2 separate regions of the Homo sapiens genome follow, and region 2 is linked to region 1. A link is an interaction called in ENCODE POLR2A ChIA-PET data of the cell type or tissue named here. Cell type or tissue: IMR-90. All regions are shown on one strand. Links, peaks and the distances in the headings refer to the core of each region. The heading gives the core; the rest is flanking DNA.

What was found. ChIA-PET counts read pairs that join two places held together with the same protein. Peaks named below come from ENCODE experiments on the same cell type or tissue, not always from the same donor. Only the 100,000 strongest peaks of a DNase experiment are listed, where the experiment ranks them.
Region 2: POLR2A ChIA-PET joins it to region 1 with 11 read pairs; 8 of 35 experiments call an interaction of 5 or more read pairs at or near these places.

The regions. Positions count from the first base shown.
Region 1 is chr22:30,395,906-30,404,229 of GRCh38, forward strand. SEC14L2 (SEC14 like lipid binding 2) reads left to right here and starts at 1,113. Exons shown (of 12, transcript NM_012429.5): 1 at 1,113-1,265; 2 at 3,738-3,813. The coding sequence starts at 1,212. RefSeq lists silencers at 1,356-1,425, 1,446-1,505 and enhancers at 5,886-6,386, 6,387-6,887. In IMR-90, for the core only: no CTCF peak of the experiment used is centred there; no DNase peak of the experiment used is centred there; H3K4me3 peaks cover 1,798 bases; H3K27ac peaks cover 663 bases.
Region 2 is chr22:30,307,454-30,315,777 of GRCh38, forward strand. The region is part of intron 1 of TBC1D10A (TBC1 domain family member 10A); the gene reads right to left. Among named protein-coding and RNA genes, the nearest start is that of TBC1D10A, 15 kb to the right of the region's middle. RefSeq lists enhancers at 1,187-1,246, 1,307-1,396, 2,463-2,512, 7,385-7,444. In IMR-90, for the core only: no CTCF peak of the experiment used is centred there; DNase peaks (open chromatin) are centred at 1,278, 3,098, 4,828, 7,648 and 1 weaker place; H3K27ac peaks cover 854 bases.

The DNA of each region.
Region 1 (8,324 bases), core at 103-8,102:
GTCCTTAAATGTCTTTAACAGGCCTGGTGCCTTTGCCTCCAGGTAAGGAGAGAGACTGGGGACATTCTGCTTTGTCTCTCCCAGAGACTTGAGTGTTGAGGGGGCAGAAGTATGGCTCTGGGAGACGAGATGCCCACAGACTCCTGGACCTAGCTCTGCATTAATTCCAGGCCATAAGGGGAGGGCACAGCTGAGCACTTTCCATGTGCCAGGCAGTGGGCACTCCACATATGTCATGCCACTAACAACTTTGGGCAAGCCATGCCTTATCTGGGCCTCAGTTTCCCTAGCTGTTAAACGAGGTAAGTTGCATGATCCCTGAATGATCTATGTTTCTCTCTCCCTCTCAGGGTTCTGCCAGCCCCGGGATCTGTGTCTCTATTGGAGCAGTTCTTACATTCATTCATTCATTCAGGATACATTTATTAATAATCCCTGTAGGCTGGGCACCGTGGCTCACATTTGTAATCCTAGCACTTTGAGAGGCCGAGGCGGATCACTTGAGGTCAGGAGTTCGACACCCGCCTGGCCAACATGGTGAAACCCCATCTGTACTAAAAATACAAAAATTAGCTTGGCATGGTGGCGTGCACCTGTAATCCCAGCTACTCGGGAGGCCGAGGCAGGAGAATAGCTTGAACCCGGGAGGCGAAGGTTGCAGTGAGCCGAGGTCGTGACACTGCACTCCAGCCTGGGTGACAGAGCGAGTCTCCGTTTCAAAAAAAAAACAATGCAAAAACAATCCCTGTGTGCAGGATGCTGTGCTGTCCTGCACTATGCGAGCCTGGTTAGAAGAGCTCATTAGATAGCACCTTTCAATCCCTCCTTGTTCAGAGGCCCAGAGAGCTCAGGTGTCTCTTCCAAGGTCACACAATGAGGTAAGGATAAATTTGGAACTAAAACTGAGACTCCCTGCCCTTCTGATGCCCACTGGCCTCAGTCCCAGTGGGCACACTTGCTCGCCTCCTGCCTGGGTCTCTGACTTCAGGAGGGCGGAGGGGGCCCGTGTCAGAGCCTTCCGCGCCCCAGCGCATCGCTCCCTACTCCGCCTCTCGGGATCCTTTAAGAGGCGGGGCTTGGCTGCCAGCTCCGCGGCCCGGGCAAAAGGCTGGGACTTTACTCCGGGTGGCGGCGAGGACGAGTCTGTGCTCCATCAGCTGCCGCACCCGCCGCCTCCCGCCCCCAAACCCCATCCCCGCGGTTGAGCCACGATGAGCGGCAGAGTCGGCGATCTGAGCCCCAGGCAGAAGGAGGCATTGGCCAAGGTGAGCTGTAGCCCTGGCCCGGGCTCCCGCCTCGGGCTGTGGCCCTCGCCCTCCTGCGGCAGCGAGAAGGGACGGGGCTGGGTGGGGGCCGAGGGTCCGTGGCGGGCGGCGGAGGGAACAGAGGCGGCTGTCCCAGCCTGGCCCGCGCCCGCGGATGGCTCCTTCCTCCCTTTGCCACCCTCGAGGTCCCAGGAAGTTTGGCCACCCCCCGCCCAAGCTCTGAGCAGCCGTGGCGGTGCCACCTGGGGACAAGTGGTTGCTTGTGAGTCCCCGGAGGCCGCTGAGGGCACAAAGGCAACATTCATCCTCGGGACTGGCAGCCGGGCCCTGGGGCAGGGGCAGGGGCAGGGGCCCAAGTTTCCTCCCATTTCCGGGAGGCTTTCTTCTTGTAGGGTCAGTGGCACGATGGAAAGGGCTCTGGATAGCTCCTTGGGAGACTTGGATAGCTCCTGCCCCGGCACCAAGCCGCTGTGCGACCTTGGGCAAAACCCTGCCCTTCTCTTTGCTCCTCGATGCCATGGAATGAGGAGGTTGGACCAGATGATGTTGAAGGGAACACCTCCGTGTGTGAATTCCAGGCTCCCCCCATGAGGCACTGGGTTGGTGTTAGTTTGAGCTGAGACCAGCCGTCCCCTATCTTGCATCCCAGACCCCTGCCTGGTTCAGGACTTAAGGTTTATGCTCCTCAGAAGGCAAGAAGGTGAGCCTGGCTTTGCCTTGGCATCTGTGACAAGGAGGGGGCAACAGTTTGAGGGCGGGACCTTCCTCTTCACGAACTAAATCTCTTATCTGTCACCCCTGGGGAGTGAGGAGGTCGGCTCTTCTCTGGGCAAGAGCCGATAGGGTCTGGCCCCAAGATTTGGAGGCTCCACAGCTGGGGAGTTTTCCATGGCTGGGAAAGGTGGGGCGGGGGGCAGATGTATCCTGCCACTGGCAGCAGTGGGGAGGCACCAGCTCCATAAAGCCTCTGTCCCAGGCTGGGCCTCCCCCATCCCAGGAAGGCTGGACAGGGAGGCTTCAGATTTTACTGCTGACTCGCAGGAGAGGTCAGGCAGAGAAGGGATTAGGTGGTGATTAAACTGGAGACCAGGGGCTGGTTAGGGTCCTTGGAGAGGGGTAGCTTCATGCCTGCAGTTTGGAGGAGCAGTTTCCCTGGTGCACTGGGAGCTGCTTTGTGGGGTGGGATGGTCTGAGTCCCTGGCTGACCTAGGCAAGGGGCAGAGGTGGCCAGTCCTCATTAGTGTCCTCTGGGACTGCCCTCTAGGTCAGTGGTCAGGGAAAGGTGAATGGCTGGGAGCAGGAGGCTCAGGGAGGGCATATAGGGGCCTGTTCGCCTACCAGGGAGTGAGAGGTTGGAGGTAGGTGTGGCTGTCCATTGAGGTCACTGTCCACCTCCTTTGTTTGGCACTACCTGCACTTTCCCGCTTCCTGGCTTCCCCTACTGGAACTGTTCCCTCCACCTGAGTTGCCCACCTCTCTCCCCCGCTGCCTTTGAAGTCCTTCAAGCCCAGCACAAATGCCATGTTTTATAGGAAGCCGTGTGAGACCACCTCTTTCTTCCCTCTGCTCCCCAGCAAACTCCTCATCCTTCCATGGGGCAGAAGACCATGGTGGAAAGAGTGTGTGCTCTGGACTCAGACAGACCCGGGTTTGCATCCCAACTCTGCTAATGACTAGCTGTTTGACCTTGGGCATGTTACTTAGCCTCTCTGAGCTTTAATTCCTTCATCTGTAGAATGGGGACAATACTTCTACGGGTTGTGAGTGAGGAGTAAATAAGCTATGGTGCCAAGATCAGCGCTGAGCGACAGGAAATGCTTGGTAAACTGACAGCTTTTACTGCAGTCCGTATCAGAGTGCCTACTATCACGATTAGCTGGGAACACATCTGCCTGCCCGCAGACTGGTGTGTGGGAGCCCTTGTTGTGGGGCAGGGGCAGTGTCTCACTCCCTTCCCACTTCCTGCCCTGCAACCTGGCACCCCCTGACAAGACAGTGCTCCAGGCAGCATGAGTGCCCAGGGAGTGTCTGCAGAGTTGAACTATGTTAAAGAGAAGTCCAGTTGGCCGGGCGTGGGGGTTCATGCCTGTAATCCCAGCACTTTAGACCGAGATGGGCGGATCAGGACGAGGTCAGGAGATCAAGACTACCCTGGCTAACACGGTGAAACCCTGTCTCTACTAAAAATACAAAAAATAGCCAGGCGTGTTGGCAGGCCCCTGTAGTCCCAGCTACTTGGGAGGCTGAGTCAGGAGAATGGTGTGAACCCGGGAGGCAGAGCTTACAGGGAGTGGAGATCGCCCACCGCACTCCAGCCTGGGCGAGAGTGCGAGACTCTATCTCAAAAAAAAAAAAAAAAAAAAAAAAGAAACAAAGAAAGAGGCGTCCAGCAAAGATCTCAGTGGAGAGTCCTAGGCAGAGGGCAGCAGTCAGGGCGGGCCCTACCACTCACCCCGATGCCTCTCCCTACAGTTTCGGGAGAATGTCCAGGATGTGCTGCCGGCCCTGCCGAATCCAGATGACTATTTTCTCCTGCGTTGGCTCCGAGGTGAGGGAAGAGGGGCTGCGGGAGGCTGGGGCAGGGGCTTGTTCTGGGCAACAGAATAGCACCCTCTGAAAACCCTGCCCTTGGCAATTGAGGCATCTAGAGTGTCCAACCTTTAGCGCCAAAGGGCCCTTGGCAATGACATAAGCTCAACCCTCCTAGTGGATAAAGACACTGAGGCTCAGAGAGGTCAAGTGACTTGTTCCAAGCCACACAGTGAGCGAACTGCAGGCAGAGAAAAGGGGAGAGTCCAGGTCGGCTGACCCTTGGCCCACAGCCTTTTCCATCTACTCAAGAAATCTGCTCTGCTGATGGAGTTGGGGAAATTGGCTGAAGAAAAAGTGAGAAAGGCCCCAGCCATGTGGGGGGTCGGAGGCAGAGCCAAGTGTAGAACCAGAGTCCTGGCCCCTGCTATGCCCTAGTGTGATGGCAGGTCCCTGCAGACCACAGTTTAGGCAACTTGAGGGAGGGGCAGAGTGCATGGGGAACCTGAGGGGCACAGCCTGACCTAGAGTGACAAGAGTCTCCTCAAACCACCACCAGGCTCTAGAGCCCAGGTCCTGGTTCCAGCTCTTCCCCAGCCTGGCTGTGGTGCCTTGTTCAGGGTAAATACTTCCCTAGGATCCTCCTCTGGAAGAGCAGGACAAGACCTGCCTGCTGCAAGACGTGACATGACAGAACTCTGCATGTGGTGTTGAAATGCACACATTTCTACTGGCATGAGGGTCAAATTCAGCCTGGTGCCCCAATCCCTGAGATGTTTCCATTCCTTCCCCTCCTCTCCTTTCCTGTGATTCAGGTCATGTGCCACCCTCCCTGATTCTTCTGACACTTTTTTTCCCCTCTATATAGAAATTTTATTAACAGACATAGAAATAATAAAGAAAATTCCATTATGGCCAGGTGCGGTGGCTCACGCCTGTAATCCCAGCAGTTTGGGAGGCTAGGCGGGCAGATCACTTGAGGCCAGGACTTCGAGACCAGCCTGGCTGACATGGTGAAACTCCACCTCTACTAAAAAACACAAAAATTAGCCGGGCATGGTGGCGGGCACCTGTAATCCCAGCTACTCAGGAGGCTGAGGTGGGAGGGTCGCTTGAACCCGGGAGGTGGAGGTTGCAGTGAGCTGACATTTCGCCACTGCACTCCAGCCTGGGTGACAGAGGGAGACTCCGTCTCAAAAAAAAAAAAAAAAAAAAAAAAAAAAAGAAGGTTACCTTTTTTTTTTTCTTTTTAGTAGAGACCTAGGTTTCACGTTGGCCAGGCTGGTCTCGAACTCCTGGCCTCAAGTGATCTGCCTGCCTTGGCCTCCCAAAGTGTGGTATAGAATCATATCCTAAAATATTAAAGTACAAATTATGCCCTATTATTTTAATTTTAATTTCTTTTTTTGAGACAGGGTCTCACTCTGCTGCCCAGGCAATGGGCATGATCGTAGGTCACTGCTGCCTTGAACTCCTGGTCTCAAGTGATTTATTTATTTATTTATTTATTTATTTATTTATTTATTTAGAGATGGAGTCTTGCTCTGTTGCCCAGGCTGGAGTGCAATGGTGCAGTCTCGGCTCACTGCCACCTCCACCTCCCAGGTTCAAGCAATTCTTCTGCCTCAGCCTCCTGAGTAGCTGGGATTATAGGCTCCCACCACCACACCGGCTAAGGGTTTCACCATGTTGGCCAGGCTGGTCTCAAACTCCTGACCTCAGGTGATCTGCCCACCTCAGCCTCCCAAAGTGTTAGGATTACAGGCGTGAGCCACCACACCTGGCTGTTATTTTTATTTTATATTTTTATTTTTATTATTTTTATTTTTTTTGAGACAGAGTCTCACTCTGTCGCCCAGGCTGGACTGCAATGGTGCGATCTCGGCTCACTGCAACCTCCACCTCCCAGTTTCAAGCAATTCTCCTACCTCAGCCTCCCAAGTAGCTGGGATTACAGGCATGCGCCACCACGCCCGGCTAATTTTTTTTTTTTTTGTATCTTTAGTAGAGACGGGGTTTCACTATGTTGGCCAGCCTGGTCTCGAATTCCTGACCTCATGATCCATCCGCCTTGGCCTATTTTTACTTTTGAAACAGGGTCTTGCTGGCCTCAAACTCCTGGGATCAAGTGATCCTCCCACCTCAGCCTCCCGAGTAGCTTGGCCTACAGGTACACACCACTGTGACTGGCCCTATTATTTCTTTATGGACACATAAAGACATGCACATGCACACCCTAGGAGTCTTGGGGCAGATGAAGAGATGTATTTTCCTTTTCTTTCCAGAAATTTCACAGAGCTGGCACGCTCCTGAGAGGCTGCTTGTAAACATCTGAGGGCAGATCCATCCAGGAGCCTCTGGAAGTGTCACTTGCCCCTTTCCCCAAAAAAGCTTCCATACCATCCCCCTACCCCAGTCCACCGCCCAGAGATGGTGGAGGGGTAGTGTGGGGGCGGCAGTGGAATCAGTTCAGGCTGGAGGAAATTTTGGCCCAGCATTTGCTAAAGGGCTGCAGCTAGAAGCAGGTGGGTGGAGAGAGTGGGAAGATAGTAGCCTTCTTAAAGGGCCAGTTGCAAAATGATCCAGCAGACTAGGGAGCTGCTGTTGGGGGAGAAGCATGGTTTCTGAGAGCCACTGAACAGCAACACAGCTCTCTTACTGAGGCAGGGGCCAGCCAGGGGTCCTGGCAGCTGGTCTCCTGATTCCTGGGGAGCCTCATACTTCAGGCACACCCTACCCCCTCACAGTGGCGGTCATTCAAAGAATGTGGTCGGTCATTCTCATTTGCCAGATGAGAAAACAGGCTCAGAGAGGGGAGGGGACTTACCTGAAGTTACAGTTAATGCGAAGCAGAATCAGGGCAGAAACCTAGGACTCCAGACTCCAGGCCAGTATCCTTTCCAGGAAGCCACCCCTGCTCCTTAAAGCCAAGCTCAGCCTCTTACAACAGAGGAAGTGTCTCCTCTGCATTTCATTTGTGCCTCACATTTCCTGGGCAGGAGCTCAGGCCTGGTCAGAACCTAATATGAATCTCAATTGGGTTTTTTTTTTTTGTCCCTAAAAAAAACCCAAAACCCAAAAAACAACAAAAAACCAAGGCCTGGCATGGTGGTTCATGCCTGTAATCCCAGCACTTTGGGAGGCCAAGGTGGGAGGATCACCTAAGCCCAGGAATTCAAGACCAGCCTGGGCAATATAGCAAGACCCTGCCTCTACTTAAAAAAAAAAAAATTAGCTGGGTGTGGTGGCGTGCACCTGTAGTCCCAGCTACTCGGTAGGCCGAGGTGGGAAGTCACTTAATCCAGTAGTTTGAGACTATAGTGAGCTATATCGCACCACTGCATTCCAACCTGGGCGACAGAGCAAGATTCTGTCTCAAAGAAAATAAAACAAAACAAAACAAACAAAAAAACAGCCTTTTCTCTTTCTCTCCTTCAATCTGACAAAGACCTTTCATAAAAGTCACACACGGGCAGAATGTCTGTCCCTAACCCAGGTGTGTGCTTGGGGCTCCTCTCCCTCCCTTTCTCCACTGAGGGCTTCAGTTTTCTGCTGGCTTCCAGGCATGGAGAGCAGGTCCGCAAGTCTCCTCTGCTTCCCCCTGACTGAGGCTGAGTTCTGGGCACCCCAGCAAGAAGGATCAGAGAGCAGGATAAAACAAGGAAGTGGTGGAAGCCCTGGGAGGGAGGCAGAGCGGGTCTGAGTCTCTGCATTTTACAGGTCTAGGGAATGAATGAACCACCACCACCCAGACAGCTGCTCCTGAGCTGGGTTCTTGCAGTGCCCCAAGCCATGCTTTGAGTTGCCCCTGACCAGGGCAGCAGGAGCCTGGAGAGGCCTCAAGCAGGCATGGGGAGGCCTCAGGTGTGGTACTGCCAAGAGCAGGTGGCAACTCTGGGAGAGCCCTCACAGAAGATGCTGGATGTTGGGCCTTGGCAGATAAGGGTTAACTGGAGAGCCTCCCCAAGATAAGGGGCTCACAGTTCGCCACCACTCCTGTTCCCTAAGAAGATAAGGGTTCTGGCTGGGCGCGGTGGCTCACGCCTGTAATCCCAGCACTTTGGGAGGCCGAGGCAGGTGGATCATGAGGTCAGGAGATCGAGACCATCCTGGCTAACAAGGTGAAACCCCGTCTCTACTAAAAATACAAAAAATTAGCCGGGTGCGGTGGCGGGCGCCTGTAGTCCCAGCTACTCGGGAGGCTGAGGCAGGAGAATGGCGTGAACCCGGGAAGCGGAGCTTGCAGTGAGCTGAGATTGCGCCACTGCAGTCCGCAGTCCGGCCTGGGCGACAGAGCGAGACTCCGTCTCAAAAAAAAAAAAAAAAAAAAGAAAAAAAAAAAAAGAAGATAAGGGTTCTTCTCACAATAGTGGTGTCCTTCCTATGGAAGATTCTCATTTTCATGGCCCAACTCCCCCACCATGAGAGGACAGTGCCTTGCATCTTCCAAGTGTTTCTATCTTATCAGATGATTTGGTCAGAGATGTACAGTATCTTGTCCAAGGTCAAGCAGAGAAATGAAGAGCTGGG
Region 2 (8,324 bases), core at 1-8,000, 89 kb before region 1:
TTTCTTCCCCACCTTATGCCAAAATTGTCCTAGTAACTTCCACCGTAATCTCAACACCGCTTTTGAGGCCATACAATTCTCCCATACCAGGCACACACATGTTTATCCCTCACCATCCACTCATCCCTAACTGAATGCCCTTTCTTCTCCCTTCTCCAAGTGACAGTAACCCTTCAGAGCCCAATATTACATTAAAAACCATCACTACAACAATAATAATATCAGCAACAGTAGTTACCATTCGTAGATTATTTACTACTTACAATTTTCTTCTCAATGCTTCACATACCTTTATCACATGTACCTTTTGTAATAACCCTACTATAACATCATTCTCCCCTTTTTATTTTATTTTTTTGAGACGGAGTTTTGCGCTTGTTGCCCAGGCTGGAGTGCAATGGCGCGATCTCGGCTCACTGCAACGTCCGCCTTCCGGGTTTAAGTGATTCTCGTGCCTCAGCCTCCCGAGTAGCTGGGATTACAGGCGCCCACCACCACACCCAGCTAATTTTTTGCATTTTTAGTAGAGACAGGGTTTCACTATGTTGGCCAGGCTGGTCTTGAACTCCTGACCTCAGGCGATCCACCCGCCTCGGCCTCCTGAAGTGTTGGGATTACAGGCGTGAGCCACAGCGCCCGGCCCATTCTCCCCATTTTAAAGTAGAATCCAAGGCTTAGTAATGTTAAGAGTGTTTTAAGACCATGTAGCTATAAGTGGCAGAGCTGGGACTCAAACCCAGGCCTGACTGACTCTACAGCTCATGCTCTTGACCCTTGTACTACACTTCTCTGCCTCCACAGGCCAAGCCCTCAGCCTCCACACAGCCTGCATGCCTGCATGCCTGCATGCCTGCCTGCCTGCATGCCTGCATGCCTGCATGCCTGCCTGCCTGCCTGCCTAGATCTCGTAAAATGTCCTCCAACCTGAAGATCTTCATCCTGGCTCAGAACACCATGTCTCATGCTTTTTAAACTGAGACCCACACAAACACAACACACATACACACACACAACCAGAATACATTTTAGGAAACGAGTTGCCCTTACATGTACTAATGCACTCTGATATTTCCAGATTGATTTTCTATTTTTCTATTCTATTGTTTTAAATGCTGGTCACAAGCCCCTAAAACTGATTTCAGCACCAACTGACAAATGAGTCAAGTCATTAAGTGTGAAATATGCACTTCATTACCACTTGCTCATATTACTCAGCACTGTCCCTCCCCAGCTGGACCGGGTCTTGAACTTCTTCTGTGACTCCTACCACACGCCCCAGGTGTTCAACAGCTGCCTGCCTGGCTTTCTCCATGACATCATTACCTTCATCTGCACTGCATCAGGGCTACAAGCTACTTCTGCCTTAGAAATTGTACGTGTCCCTCTAATAGCCCAGTGAAGTGGGGCCCTCACAGATTAATTACTATTTCCATTTGGACCATGACAGACTTGGCCTGATCAGAAAGGTTGTATGACTTGGACAAAGTCACAAAGCTAATAAGTAAGTAGCTGACCCAGGGCTTCCCCTCTGTCACAGTGACCTATATGCTATTTCCAGTTCCCTGGGGAAGGCTGTGGGGAAATCAGGCCCTTCTCCAGATGCTTCTGTGTGGCTCCATCTCTGGCGCCCAAGCCACTGGAGACAGTCTAACCCCCTCCTCCAGTGTTGTGACTGCCCCAGTGAGTGGCCTGCCCGTACCTAGCAATGCTCAGAGACACCAATACACTGGATGGGATGGTTTGCCAGCACAACCTCAGGTGCAGATGGTAAGCCTGGGTAATCTGCCATTTTTTTTTTTTTGAGACGGAGTCTTGCTCTGTCGCCCAGGCTGGAGTGCAGTGGCATGATCTCAGCTCACTGCAACCTCCACCTCCCGGGTTTAAGTGATTCTCTTGCTTCAGCATCCCAAGTAGCTGGGGCACCACCACACCCAGCTAATTTTTGTATTTTTAGTAGAGACGGGGTTTCACCATGTTGGCCAGGATGGTCTCAATCTCTTGACTATGTGATCCACCCGCCTCAGCCTCCCAAAGTGCTGGGATGACAGGCATGAGCCACCGCACCCGGCCAGGGCAATCTGCCATTTGCTGGCAACCCCAGCTTCTGAGGAGGAAAGGCTCAGAGGAGACAAAGGTGGCACCTAATCACAGATCTTGTCAGGCTCCTGGACTGGAACAGGCTTAGCCATGCTGTGCCACGTCATGGTCCAAGGCAGCAGTGACACTCTGCTGACCCCATTCTCTGTAGGTTCCCAGTTTCCTAGCGTTCTCCCAAAACCCAGAGGCTTGAGGCTTCCAAAAGTTCAGAAGGACAAGACTGCTTCCCAGGCTACTGAGACCAAGGGCTGGGGTTCTCTCTTCCCTTGTCCTTCTAGACATCTGCTTTCTGCCCAAGCACATCTCAGCACCTCTGGCTAGGCAGGTTCAGCAAGGGCAGTGTCCATGCTCATCACCTCCTTATCCTAGCCTGTCGTGGGAGATAAATCTTGATACCAAGGAACCCGTCTAAACCCTCCTCCAAGCCTCACTCCCTGAACCAGCCCAAACAAAGAGAAATACACCCTAAGCAGAAAGTCTGAGGTCACAGACCACAGGACTGATCCTCCTCTCACCCATAGGGGAAACCAGGTGGGGTGTAGGGGAGAATAAATAGAGTGGGGACTTGAAGTTAGCTGAGCTAGGTACTCCAGTTCTGCCATCTACTAACTGGGAGACCATGTGCAAAAAGTGACAACTTCTTCATCTTTCAGTGGGGTCATAACGCACACCTCATCTCTTATAGGGCTGCAATGAGGAATAAATGTGTACAAGGGCCCAGCCTGGTGGGTGGCCAGCAAATGGTAGCTATTAGGTGACTGGTATTTGCGGCTTAACTAGCAATTTCACATCTCTTTTCTCATCTGACTGGTCCCCATACACAGGCCTTTGAGGAAGGCAGGGCATGATTACCACCATTTTACTCATGAAGCAATTGAGGCTCTGAGAGATTACTTAATTTGCTCAATGGTAAACAAATTCTAACTCCTGGCCGCTGATCCAAGCTCTACCGCTTTACAGCTGTGTGAAACAGGGCTGGCTGCTTTGCTCTCTGAGCTTCCAGTTCCTCATCTGTAACCCAGGAGGAATGCCACCTCCTCAGAGAACATTGGTAAACATGATGTGAGGCAATTAAGAGCTGACACTTTCATGCGCTGGCCGTGTACTAGCTCTGCCAAGCACTACACAGGCACACAATCCCCCAAGGAAATAGCTTTAATTATCTCCATTTAATAGACAAGAACACTAAGATTCAGCACAGTGGAGTAATATGCCCAAGGTTACATAGCCTGGAAGTAGAGGCTGCCACCTGAGCACTAAACTATACAAGACATATAAAGTCCCCCGCTCATACCATGGCTTCAATCCCTGTCACATTCCCTTCCCTCTTCTTATCACCCTCTGTGCCGAGAAAGGCAGGGGTGAATAACGTGAAAAAAACCCCTCACACTTGGGTCTCCAGGATGGAGAGGAGGCAGTTGGAGGAAGTCCCACCAAAGTGTGGAAAATTGGGAAGTGGATGTGCAGGGGGAGCATGGCCAATCACCGATCCAGAGGGTTTCCCTCTCCACCCAGAGCCTGAAAGTGAAGTGAGGACAAACAAAAGGCTGACCTGTTTTGCATACTAGGCAACAACCTCTGGAGTTCACTACCCTAAGAGGTGGTAATGAATGAAGGTATAAATGGCTTTTAGACCAGTTCCATAAGAAGTGATGATGAGAAACCAAAGGCAGGAGAGGGTAGGCTGGTGGTGTGCAAATGGCTGTCAGGACTGGGAAACCTATGAGATCATGCAGTGAGGCCATCCCCTCCCCAGAAGGTAAGCGGTCTGCCTGACGCCACACACTCTGTGAGTTGGTAGGAAAAAGGAAGAGGGTCTGCAGCAGCCTGGCACTCCCTTCTGGGGCCCGGCCACCCCTGCCTAGGAGCCGGCTGGCAGTGTCCAGGCTCCCTGTCTGAGTGAGAGAGTCTGGCTTGCTTCACTCTCCCTCCTTCCCAATGCAGGCTAATTCTGGGGCTGCCTGTCTTTCCCATGAGGAATTCCCTGGCTCTGCTCCTTCTAGTGCTGGGTCAGTGCACAATGGTAAACAGGTTCTCTCCACCCTTCACTGGCCTTGGTGCCCTGGACCTCTGCCCAGCTCTCTACTCTGCTCAGCTCCACCCTACTCAGTGTGAGAAATGGTTCCTTTAGCACTAGCCTTGCTGGCTCCCAAAAAGAAAAACCAAGGTATCTACCTTCCTCTGATGCACTCATCTAGGGAAGGGCGTAGACCACAGAGAAACTCCCAAGCAGCTCTCCCTGACAACTGCAGAAAGGTATTAGATAGGGTCTTGCTCTGTCGCCCAAGATGGAGTGCAGTGGCATGATCTCGGCTCACTGCAGCCTCCGCCTCCTGGGCTTAAGCCATCCTCCCACCTCAGCCTCTCGAGTAGCTGGGACCATAGGCTCATGCTACCATGCCCCACTAAGTTTTGCATTTTTTGTAGAGACAAGGTTTCACCGTGTTGCCCAGGCTAGTCTCAAACTCCTGGGCTCAAGTGATCTGCCTGCATCAGCCTCCCAAAGTGTTAGGATTACGGGTATTAGTGACTGAGTGCCGCCTGAGACTATTCTCAACAGAAGACATCTTTTCTCCAAATCCCAGCTCCTACCAGGCAGAGTGCTGCTTGAAATTCCCTTGCTGGTGACTGAGTCCTTGGATCACAATCTCACTGCAGGCACCCAGGGGCCACCCTGACTCATCCTTACCAAACTGCTAGATCTCATTGATAGATCTTACCAAAATTAGTCTTGACTCACTGTTTATATAAGGCCCCTCCTCTGCCCAGACTCGTCCATGGCTCCCTACTGCCCTCATTATCCAACAGAAACCTCAGACCCTGTAGCTGGGCATTACGGCACACGCCCTGTCATCCCAGCTGCTCGGGAGACTGAAGTGGGAGGATCACTTGAGCTCAGGAGTTTGAAGCTGCAGTGAACCATGATTGTGCCACTGCACCCTAGACTGGGCCACTGGGTCACAGGGCAAGACCTTTTCTCAAAACAAACAAAACAAACAGAAAACAAAGAACAATAACAACAACAACAACAAAAACAACACAAAAAACAAAGAAACTTCAGGCCCTGGCTCTCAAGGCCCTCCTGTTCCCCTGCACATCCCTTTCTCCCCTAGTCCCATCTCTATAGGCCCCTACCCCTGAGCCATCTTCCTTCAACCCCCATTCAATTTTGGTGCCATCATCTTGGGAAGCATCATTCCAAACTCCTTCTCATCTCTACAAAGCCTCTCCTAACTACTCCAGGGACAGAACACAATCAGGCCCTCATTATATTCCATGCACACCTTTCTAGAGCCTGTGTTCCAGGCCCTGAATCTACAAAGATGAATAAAATGTGGTCCCTGCCCTTGAGGAGGTCAATCTGGCATCAACAAACAGGTAGGTAAATAACTAGCACACAGAGAAGAAGTGCCATCACAGGAGCATGTAGAAGGGGCTAGGAGACTGCAAAAAGACCCCAGGGTGAGGACGGGCTGTTTAGAGAAAGCTTTAAAGGGGAATTGACTTTTGAATTGGGGTTTGAAGGGTGACAGGAAGTAGCTAGGCTGAGAAAGGGGAAAGAACACACCAGGCAAAACACTCAGTATGTTCAAATGCTAGTTAATAGGAGAGGGAATGGCTTGTTTGGGGAATGTGAGCAGTCCAGTGGGACAGGTGGAGCTTCTCCACCTAAGGGCTGTTCTGCAGAGGCAGCATTTCATGAGAAGGCGCGTTCCTGGAGGGCAGGGGCTCTCTTGGCCTCATTCTCTGCAGTGTGTCCCAAGCCTGATACCTAGCTGGTGCTCAATAAATGTGTGTGTGTGTGTGTGTGTGTGTGTGTGTGTGTGTGTGTGTGTTGTTATTGTTGTTTTGAGACGGAGTCTTGCTCTGTCGCCCAGGCTGGAGTGCAGTGGCGCAATCTCGACTCACTGCAACCTCCGCCTCCCGGGTTCAAGCTATTCTCCTGCCTCAGCCTCCTGAGTAGCTGGGACTACAGGTGTGCGCCACCACGGCCAGCTAATTTTTTTTTTTTTTTTTTTTTTTTTTTTTTTTAGCAGAGACGGGGTTTCACCATGTTGGCCAGGATGGTCTCGATCTCCTGACCTCATGATCCACCCACCTCAGCCTCCCAAAGTGTAGGGATTACAGGCGTGAGCCACCGTGCCTGGCCAACAAATGTGTGTGTTGAGTGATTCATGAGCTTGGTGACCTCAGACACTCTGAATTTCATTAAGTGTTGTCAGCAGTGAAAAGGGAATATGCTCCTCTACCTTGATATCAGGTGGGTAAAGCATAGTAAGAACTTGATAAAGAGCATTCCCTCTCTGGCCTGGTACCAGCTCTAGATCTTCCTCAAAGCCCAGCACAGGGCTGAGCACAGATCTGCTTGATGATGGCATTTTATAACATTACAATTCTAATATTCAATTAACTTAACTGAATGTCTGTTATAACAACAGACGCTTGCTATGCACCAGACACTGTGTTCAGCACTTAACTTACATTATTTCATTTAATCCTGACAAGCCCATGAGATAAATCCTCTAATTATCAACTCCCTTTTGTGAATAAGGAAACTCAGGTTCTTCAGAAAGACAATAACTGGCCAAAGTCCAAGTCAAGCAGGGGATGGCACTGGAAAGTGAATCCGGGCCCTGCTCATCTCTCCCTCTGTCACTCAACTCCACCACCAAGTGCTGTCCAGTAGGCTGGGTATACACAGCCTTGCTCCTGAGGAGCTTGGAGCTCAGTGGACTCAGAGGCACAAGCTGTGTGATGCTTGGCAAGTCACTTTGCCTCTCTGGGACTTGGTTTCTGCTTCTTAAAATGGGGACTATGATGATAAATACTCTCACAGAATTAAACGAGGTGATGTAGGTGAAAGCCTCGTCCACCATACAGGCTCCTCTGTGAAATGGCATTACTGTGACTATCCTGGGAGGATGGAGGGGGTCACTCAGAAGCAGAACAGGAAGCTCAGGATGAAAGTCTACATGGTGCCAGGCACAGTAGCTCACGCCTATAATCCCAACATTTTGGGAGGCAGAGGCCAGAGGATTGCTTGAGGCCAGGAGTTTGAGACCAGCCTGGGCAAGAGAGTGAGACCCTGTCTCTACAAAATTGTTTTAAAAATTAGCCAGGCATAGTGCTGCATGTCTGTAGTCGTAGCTACTCAGGAGGCTGAGGTGGAAGATTGCTTGAGCCCAGGAGTTCAAGGCTGCAGTGAGCCATAATTGTGCCACTGCACTCCAGCCTGGGTGAGAGAGGGAGACCCTGACTCAAAAAAAAAAAAAAAACCCACCAAAAAAACACAAAAAACCCACAAAAAACCCACAGAGGAGGGTGGTGGTAATTATTAAGCAAACTCAGACTCCTTCCCCAAGTGACTACCACCACCCAGGAGGACAGAGGCCCCGGGCAGCACTCTGGTTGCAAGCCTTGAGTGGAATCTTTCGGGATGCCCACCTTTGCTCTTACTTCTGCTTATCTTTACAGACCAAGGAAAGGGAAGGTCAGGCCCTCAGATCACAGCCCTGCTCCAGATGACTCAGCGAGGAACTCATGGGGGGATTCCCAACCTGCCCTGGCAGGCCAGGAAGCTCCAGACCACAAGCTGAGTGGGACTGGCTCCTGCCTAACCTCCACGGTCGTGGGGTAGGTTGGAAGAGCACGTGAGGGAAGCCAGATTTTCACCCCAAAGCTGCATTGCTCCCTTACCATTATGCTAAATGTCTGAGGTAAAATCTCAGAGGGTAATTTACACTCGAATTGTGAGAGCCGCCATGTTCCACAGAGCCCTTACTTTGTGACAGACACTGTGCTGGGTGCTTTACCAACAACATCTCCCTTAATCCTAACAATACTCCTGCTCCCAATGCCACCGCCACACCCAGCTAATTTTTTTGTATTTTTAGTAGAGATACAGTTTCGCTATGTTGCCCAGGCTGGTCTTGAACTCCTGGACTGAAGTGATCTGTCCACCTTGGCCTCCCAGAGTACTGGGATTATAGGCATGAGCCACAGTGCCCAGCCTAGGTTCTCTTTCTTTGTGAAGCCAAGCGAAGATGAAAGGGAAAGCAGCAGCATTCTCCAAAAGTGGCTGGCCGCGGAAGATCGCTTCTGGACTCACAGTGTCCAAGGCCCAAAGCACTGAGTAGGGACAGGAGTTCTCCGAACTTATGCTCCTTCACTGGGTCACTCACGACCCAGCTACTCCTGCCTTGTCTTGGGGTACATATGAGGAGCTG